2 separate regions of the Homo sapiens genome follow, and region 1 is linked to region 2. Evidence: chromatin contacts called from ENCODE POLR2A ChIA-PET data. All regions are on one chromosome and are shown on one strand. Each heading gives the region's core, a stretch centred on a gene start or an enhancer-like site at or near the end of the contact. The rest is flanking DNA. Distances are from core to core; before and after follow the strand shown.

Region 1 (3,842 bases), core at 662-3,161, 8.6 Mb after region 2:
TCAAACATTTAAAAGTCATGGTATCTCAGTATGCTGCCATGGGATTAAAAAAAGAGGAAGAAAGAAAAAGTTGGCTGGGCGCAGTGGCTCACACCTGTAATCCCAACAGTTTGGGAGGCAGAGGCGGGTGAATCACCTGAGGTCAGGAGTTTGAGACCAGCCTAGCCAACATGGTGAAACCCCATCTCTACTACAAATACAAAATTAGCCGGGTGTGGTGGCGGGTGCCTGTAATCCCAGCTACTCAGAAGGCTGAGGCAGGAGAATCGCTTGAACCTGGGAGGCGGAGGTTGCGGTGAGTGGAGATCGCATCACTGCACTCCGGTCTGGGCGACAGAGCAAGACTTCCTCTCAAAAAAAAAAAAAAAAAAAAAAAAAGTTGTTCAGGCCAGGCGTGGTGGCTCATGGCCCATGCCTGTAGTCCCAACACTTTGGGAGGCTGAGATGGGTGGATCCCTCGAGCTCGGAAGTTTGAGACCAGCCTGGGCAACATGGCAAGACCCTGTTTCTAGTAAAAATACAAAAAAAATAGCCGGGCATAGTGGTACACACCTGCAGTCTCAACTACTCAGGAGGCTGAGGTAGGAGGATCAGTTGAGCCCAGTGGGGAGAGGTTGCAGTGAGCTAAGATCGCGCCTAGCCAACATGGTGAAACTCCATCTCACTACAAATACAAAAATTAGCCGGGTGTGGTGGCAGGTGCCTGTAATCCCAGCTACTCAGAAGGCTGAGGCAGGAGAATCGCTTGAACCTGGGAGGCGGGGGTCGCAGTGAGCCGAGATCGCGAGACTCTGTCTCTAAATAAATAAATTAATTAAATTAAATAAAACGCCCGATTAAAATGTGAAACCTCCATCAAATAAGTGCAAATTAAAGCCACAGTGAAATGGTATTGTTTCCCCAATCTGACTGAAGATTACAAAGTGTGGCAACGCGCGGTGCTGACTTAGGCAGGGCGGGAGGGGCGGGCCTGTCTCAGCCTGTGGCGATTTGGTGGCATCTGGCAAAAGCCACTCTCCAGACGCAGGCCCTTTAACCCCGTAAGCCCGGGCCAAGGACGACTCACCGGGGCCACCTTGCTTGTGGGTGGGATGGGGCCTCTGGCATGAACGAGAGTGACTCCGAGTGGGTAAAGATGCCCTCCTCGCAGAGGACACGAAGCAACAAGGAAAACAGCCACCACGTAATAAGCGACATGCCAGAATAGAAGGATTCTTTAGTACAATCTTTGCTTTTTTCAAAGAAAACACGCGCGCCTCTCATTCGCGTTTGCTCCCTTCCCGGCGCTCATCCGCCCTGAACTCCAGCCTGGGGCGCCCGTGGCCGCGAGACCCAGGGGCTCTGAGCGCAGCAGGCGCCCAGTGACTGCGGGTGGAGGCCCCGCGTCGCGCAAGCTGCCTCCGCGCCAGGGAGCGCGTGCGCCTCGTAGCGCGTCCCGGGGCCGCCCCTGCGCCCTCGCGTCCCAGCATCCCAGAGCCCCGGCCCTGGCCCCGGGAGTGGCTCGCGAGGAACAGCTGGGACGCGCTCCCTGGCGCTCGGACCCGTACTGGGGTCCTCGGAATCCTCAGGTCCCAGGGAGTTTCAGACCCGGCCAGGGTGGGGGACCCTCGGGGAGCCGGCCGGGGACCCCAGGGAGGGGAGCGGCAATGGCGGAACGCCCACTGGAATTTGGGCCAGAGCTGGAGCGGCCCGTCTGGGCTCGACCCCACGACGCGACTCCAGACGGGCCAACGGGGCGGTCCCCACCGGGGTGGGCCCCGCGCGGCGCTCACCCAGTATCTCCTTGCGCCGCTGCGTGTGCGGCTGGTCGGTGTAGACCCACTCGAAGTCGCTGCGGCTCGCGCTGTTGCCCATGGTGGGGCGGGAGGCGCCGTTCGGAGCGCGGCCGGCTCGGCTCTGCTGCACCTGTCGCGGCGGCCGCGGCGCGGAACCAGCTCTGATTAGGGCGGGGGCGGGGTCCCGGCGGGGCGGGGCCAGGTGCGCCAGGCTTGGGGCGGGGCACCTCTGGCTGGGCGGGGCGGCCGGGCCCCGGCGCTCTCCAGACCCCGGCGGGTAGCTGGCGCTTTGGGAACCTCAGTTGCCTCGGTTGGAAATGGGGCTCCCCGGCAGGACCGAGGTGGCCGCGTGCCATCTGCGCGAGTCCCTGGGTCCCTCGATGCGCGGGGGCGACTGCTGCCACCGCGGCCTCCCACCGGCTCTGCGCGCCCCGCCCACCCGCGGGCAGCCGTCGGGTTTTTACCCCGGCCCGTTCTCTCCGCAGCCCCGACCCGCTCGCGGGCACGCCCCTGTGGCTCGCGCCGCCCCTGCCCCAAGGAGGAGCGGCTGGCAGGATAGGGGGACTGCGGAGGATCGGCGTGGAATGGATGCGACGGTGCCAGTAAACAGGCGCCGAGGAAAGGTTGGTGCAGCAATCCTCCCTTCCTCCACCCGGCCCTTTCACCAATAATGCAAAGGGGAGATAATGCGTCTGCAGCAACCTCACAGGGATGAGTCAGACCCACTCCTGCCTTCAGGGAACTTGAGTTCTGGATGGGGACACAGGTACAGAAGTGGCTGTTATGATTCAGGGTGATACGTGCCATGACACAGGTAGGCCCTGAAGCAGCTAGGATCCAATAGAAGGAACTTTTGCATTGGGCCTTGAGGGGTGGGTAGGAGTTCAACAGCTAGAAAAGGGAAAGGCATTGGTGCTAGGGGGAACAGCAGATGCAAACGCTTGGAAACAAGGCAGAACCTGAATGTTCTCAAATGGAAAGTCTAGTTTTGGGGAGGTAAGGGCACAGGGCCCCTCATCTTCACCCTCTCAGTGATGCCTCTGTTCCTTCTCCCACTCCCTTGGAGTTTTGGAGGGTGGACCTGCTGTGCCTGTGGGCCAGAGCCTGGCCTCGGCTGGCAGTTGCCTGGGAGCTGACTGACACATCAGCCAGCGCTGCCACAGGCTCGCACATAGTGAGGGCGTGCTTCTGTGCGTCCCATGGAAGTCCATGGCCCGGGGTTTGGTACACTTGGCAGGCCTTCCTTAGCTCAGGGCCAAAGGCAGTCCTGAGTGAGCCAGGAAGGAAGGCATGGGTGTCCTGCAGCCGCCAGCCACCATCCCCTGAATTAGCCATGGGAAAGGTGGACACAGAGGCCAGATTTTCCATCAGCAGGGGGACCCACATGCCACCATGGCCATCACCCCTTGCCACACCCAGGAGGCCTCCCGGCCCAGCTTGCACCCTTGGGAGAAGACTCATTGCTCCCAGGGCAGCCTGCTCTGTTCCCAGCCAGAAGGGTCCTCAGAAGTCATCCCACCAGCCATCACTTTACAGATCAGGAGACTGAGGCCCAGAGATGAGGAGCGCCTTGCCTGAGGCACAGAGGAATTAACAGCAAGGCTGGGGCATGACTTTGGCCCCTGACCTTTGAATTAAAAAGCTTCCAAAATCAGAGCCTTCGCCCCTGTGTTGAACTCCGTGAGATCTGCCGCCCTGAGCCCCAGCTCCACCCTCAGGACAACACCAAGCCTGCCAGTTCCCTCTGCCCCAGGCCACCGCCTATCCAGAGGAAACTCACCAAGGCCCTCATTTTCCAGATGAGGAAACTGAGGCCAGAGAGGGGACAAGTCAGAGGACATGCTGAAGAAGACCTGGGAGTGGAACAGACACCCAGGATGCATGAAATCAAGTCTGATGCCCTTGCCAAGTGCTCCCCAAGTCCCTGGGGAGCCAGAAACCCAGCTTCACGGTGTTGACGAGCCAGGAGCACATACTGTTGCGTCCCCACCCTGTCCGTTGTCCCAGAAATGACAGAAAATACATTTTCGTTTGTAATGTGGTGTCTTGAATGGGATCCTGGAGCAG
Region 2 (4,293 bases), core at 244-2,743:
TTTAAGCAATCAAAAAAAGCTCATATGATTCCAACTTTGCAAGATGTTTATATAGTAAGCTACACACAAAATTCTGCATTACTATAAAAAAGACAACCAACACTGGTGAACGAAAATCTTCGCAAGGGAAAGCGTTTTCTCTTAGTGTAGAGTTGCCAGATACAGTGTTGCCAAGCTTCAACACGATCAGAAACATGTAGCAAAAAGATGTTTAAAAAGAAAAACAAAAAAAGCACAGCAAAACGTTCTTCAAAGTGTGAAAGGTCCAAGAACTTTCTTAGCTCCAAGCAAAGTTTCATGCCTGCTTTACAGATGGGTGAACTAAGGCAGCAGATCGGATTAATCAGTGTCTTTCTCAAGGTCACTCTAGTGCAAAAGAACAGCACACTCCGGACTCCCTATCTCAGGTCCTCGACCTCTCCACACTCCAGGGCGGCACAGCTCAAACACGCTTGGCTCTCCTCGTACCCAAAATGCCACCAGGCACTCAGAGAAAGGAAACATTTCAAGCGCTCTCCGGGGAGCTCCCGCAAGACTGGGGTACCTGGGGCCCGTCCTCCCCCGAGGTGGCCGCCCTCCCCAGCCGTCCCTCTGTTCTCGTGGAGCGAGCGCCATGCCCCGCAAGAACCAGGGAGGCGGCCCAGGGCCGTGGGGGCTGCGAGGGTCCCGCCGCGCGGGGCTTCACTTACCGTCGCTCTCAGCCCTGACAAGCAGGGACATGCCCTTCAGCCGCTCCACGTAGCCAGACGACACATGCCCGGTGCCCCGGTCGTCCCACTGCCGGTCCTCGTTGAGCGTGTACACCTTCACCCGCCGCCGGGTGTCGGTCATCGTGCCGCCCGGGAACCGGGGCGGGGGCCCCGCCAGTAGACGCCCAGGAAAGGGGCCCTGGAGAGGCGAGGGGCGAGGCGTGAGGGCGCCCGCGAGCGGAGGGCTCCCCGGCCTCACTGCCGCCGCTGGGCGCCGCGGGGCCGCGCCGCCGCCTGCATGGCCCGCTCCAGGGACCGAGCTCTGGGCCGCCGCCTTTCCTCGCCTCCGGCTCCCCGGCGCTATTGTCCAGGCCTGGCGAGCCCGGCGCCCGGCAGCCCCGAGGGGGCCGCGCAGCGCTTCGTAGCCTCCCGCCCCGCAGCGCTAGGAACTCGGGGCTCCCGTCACTGCCCTGCTCCCGCCTCCGCCATGATCTCCGCGAAGCAGCTTCCCGCGCCGCCGCCGCCTCCTCAGGCCGCCGCCGCCGCCGCCATATTTTCCTTCCTTATACCTGGCCCTGCCACCGCGGCCAGTGGCTCCCTTCCGCTCCCCCTGTTTTAAACGTCAGAAGCCGACAGGCGCCTGATCCTGCTGCAACTGCTACCACTGCCCGGGAGACTCTGAGGGCCCCCGGCCGCCCAAGCGACCCGGACTAGTGGAAGTCGGTTTCCCTCCGCCGCCGTCTCTTCCGTCTTCCTCACACAGCCAAAACCGCCGCCATCTTGGTTCGCCCCTCAAAAGCGGCGCGCGGGGCCACCCAGGGAGCAGCTGCAGGGGCGGCTCGTAGCCCCACCATTTAAAGAGACAGCAGCGAGACCGGGAGCCTTACTGCGGCGGAGGCTTCCGACGGAGGCGGGAGGCGGGCGCGGAGTTGCCGAGGTGGCGGGAGCGCAGGGAGCGGAGGAGGCGGGACGCAGATTGCGCCGGTGACAGCCCGAGGCTCCCTCCCGCCTCCTTGCACGCACCGTCGTGCGAGCGCTGGGCGGTGTGTGCGTCCGTCGCGCCCTGTGTTCGTCATCAGCCCCGCTCCAGGATGCACGAGGGGCGTGGATACGTTTGCGGCCTCTGCCCGCGGGCCCCGGCGCTTCGGCCTCGCCTCCGCCCGCCGCCACCTTCCCTTGTTCCTGCCCCGTCCCTGCCTCTGCCCCTGCCCCTGGCCTGCGGACGCCGGGCAGCGTGGGCCTGGGCCCCTACCCGCTTCCGAGAGCGTTTTCCCGGGGCCGCCTTTATGGCTGAGTCGGGCGCTCGGGACCCACCCGGCGCCTTGCGGACTTGAGGGAATGAAATGGAAACGCTTCCGGGGAAGGTCGCGGGTGTGGGCGCCTAGGTCGGCGCAGCCTTGGGAGCCGCCGTGGGTCGCGGACTGGCGTGGCCAGTGTGGAAACTTGGGACTGTTTGCGATTTCTGGGCGTGGGACCGAGTTCCAAGTGACAATTCTAAAACTTCACCTTACAGCCTAGGCAAGCCCCAAGTGCTCCATTCCTTCATCCCTATCAGAACTGTCTGCCAGCCTTTCTTGTCGGAAAAGGAACTTAAGGCGCTCACAAAAACAAATGCGACACTGTGTAATCGGGAGGAGTAATTCTCAGCATTAGGTAGTCCTGTGTTTTGAAGACCTACTTGATGTCAAGTATTGTTGATCTTCACAAAGGAATATCATTCTCGTTCCTATCATGCAGCTCATATGCCACCATTTTGGTGGCTTTTACCATTTGCCAGGCCTTGCCAGGTCGGGCTTGTCCGCTCGGAATATAATGCAGCCACACACATAACTTTAAATTTTGCAGTAGCCACAAAAAGTACGAAGAAACTGGTGAAATTAGTGTTAACGTTTTAGTGCGGTATTTTCAAAAGTTATTTCAATAATCAAATTACTAATGAGATATACGTACAATGTCTTAAAAATGTGATATATTTTGTCCTTCCAGCAAGTCTCTGTTGGGATACTAAATTTTCATCAGAAATATCTACGTTTAGATTTTATTGAAAAAAAATTTTTTTTGAGACAGGGTCTCTCTGTCACCCATCCTGAAGTGCAGTGGCTCAGTCTCAGCTCACTGCAGCTTCAACCTCCTGGGCTGAAGCGATTCTCCCATCTCAGCCTCCCAAGTAGCTGGGACCACAGGTGCGCAGCACCACTGCCAGTTAATTAATTAAATTTGTTATTATTTTTTTTTTTCGGTAGAGACGGGTTTCACTGTTGCCCGGGCTGGTAGAGTTTATTAAATTTACAGTTGAAAATGTAGATTCACATATTCTGTTATTCCAATCATACTTAAAAGTTTTCCAAAAGCTGAATCAAGTATCAGTTTTTAAATTTAGCTGGGCGCGGTGGCTCACGTGGTCAAGGAGTTCAAGACCAGCCTGGCCAACATAGTGAAACCCCGTCTTCACCAAAAATACAAAAAAATTAGCCGGTCATGGTGGTGTGCGCCTGTAGTCCCAGTTACTCGGGAAGCTGAGGCAGGAGAATCCTTGAACCCGGGAGGCGGAGGTTGCAGTAAGCTGAGATTGTGCCACTGCATTCCAGCCTGGGCAACAAAGCGAGACTCTGTCTCAAAAAATAAAATAAAATAACAATTTAAATTTAAAAATTAAGTAAAATGAAAAATTCAGCTTGTGAGTTGCACTAGCCAAAATTTGAAGGCCTGGTAGCCACATGTGGCTAGTGGCTAGTTTTGGAAGGTTCGAGTGCTTGACATTGCCAGGAATCTTTTAAACTTGCAATGTGGCCGGGCGCAGTGGCTCACACCTGTAATCCCAGCACCTTGGGAGGCTGAGGCAGGCGGACTGCTTGAGGCCAGGAGTTCGAGACCAGCCTGGCCAACATGGCAAAACCCTGACTCTACTAAAAATACAGAAATTAGCCAGGTATGGTGGTGTGCGCTTGTAGTCCCAGCTACTTGACTGTCTGAGGCACGAGAATCCGCTTGAACCTGTGGAGGCGGTGAGTGCAGTGAGCCGAGATTGTACCACTGCACTCCAACCTGGGTGTCAGAGCAAGACTCTGTCTTAAAAAAAAAAAAGAAAAGAAAAAGAAGAAACCTGTAAAGTAACTGGTGTTACACCCATCTATTAGGAAGGAAGCTAATAGCATGAACAGGGCTGAGGGGTTTCTGGGATACAGGACTTTCAGTTTTAAAATCCTTTAGAAGTTGGGACCTTCCTCCCCAACAACTTAAAATATAAACAGGGCGCGGTGGCTCACGGCTGTAATCCCAGCACTTTGGGAAGCCGAGGCTGGCGGATCACGAGGTCAGGAATTCGAGACCAGCCTGGCCAACATGGTGAAACCCCCGTCTCTACTAAAAATACAAAAATTAGCAGGGCACGGTGGCGCGTGCCTGTAATGCCAGCTACTCGGGAGGCTGAGGCAGGAGAATTGCTTGAACCCGGGAGGCAGAGGTTGCAGTGAGCCGAAATTGCACCATTGCACTCCAGCCTGGGCAACAAGAGGGAAACTCTGTCTCAAAAAAACAAACCAAAAAAAAAACGATAGAAACGAGTGCTTGCAAAGACCAGTCGGAAACTCATTGTTCACAAACA

The links. ChIA-PET counts read pairs that join two places held with the same protein, here RNA polymerase II (POLR2A).
Region 1: POLR2A ChIA-PET joins it to region 2 with 24 read pairs in T-cell. The contact joins the promoter of DEGS2 here to the promoter of PPP4R3A in region 2. POLR2A ChIA-PET finds 5 or more read pairs at or near these places in 2 of 52 experiments (HepG2 and T-cell).

What each region holds. Positions count from the first base shown.
Region 1 is chr14:100,157,734-100,161,575 of GRCh38, forward strand. It overlaps DEGS2 (delta 4-desaturase, sphingolipid 2), which reads right to left and starts at 1,912. Exons shown (of 3, transcript NM_206918.3): 1 at 1,773-1,912. The coding sequence starts at 1,854. LOC124903380 (a long non-coding RNA gene) reads left to right here and starts at 2,304. Exons shown (of 2, transcript XR_007064330.1): 1 at 2,304-2,398; 2 at 3,575-3,842. RefSeq lists silencers at 1,699-1,758, 1,859-2,258.
Region 2 is chr14:91,508,817-91,513,109 of GRCh38, forward strand. PPP4R3A (protein phosphatase 4 regulatory subunit 3A) reads right to left here and starts at 1,494. Exons shown (of 15, transcript NM_001366432.2): 1 at 690-1,494. The coding sequence starts at 831. RefSeq lists enhancers at 94-745, 746-1,396, 1,214-1,493 and silencers at 504-553, 804-863, 874-973, 1,554-1,753.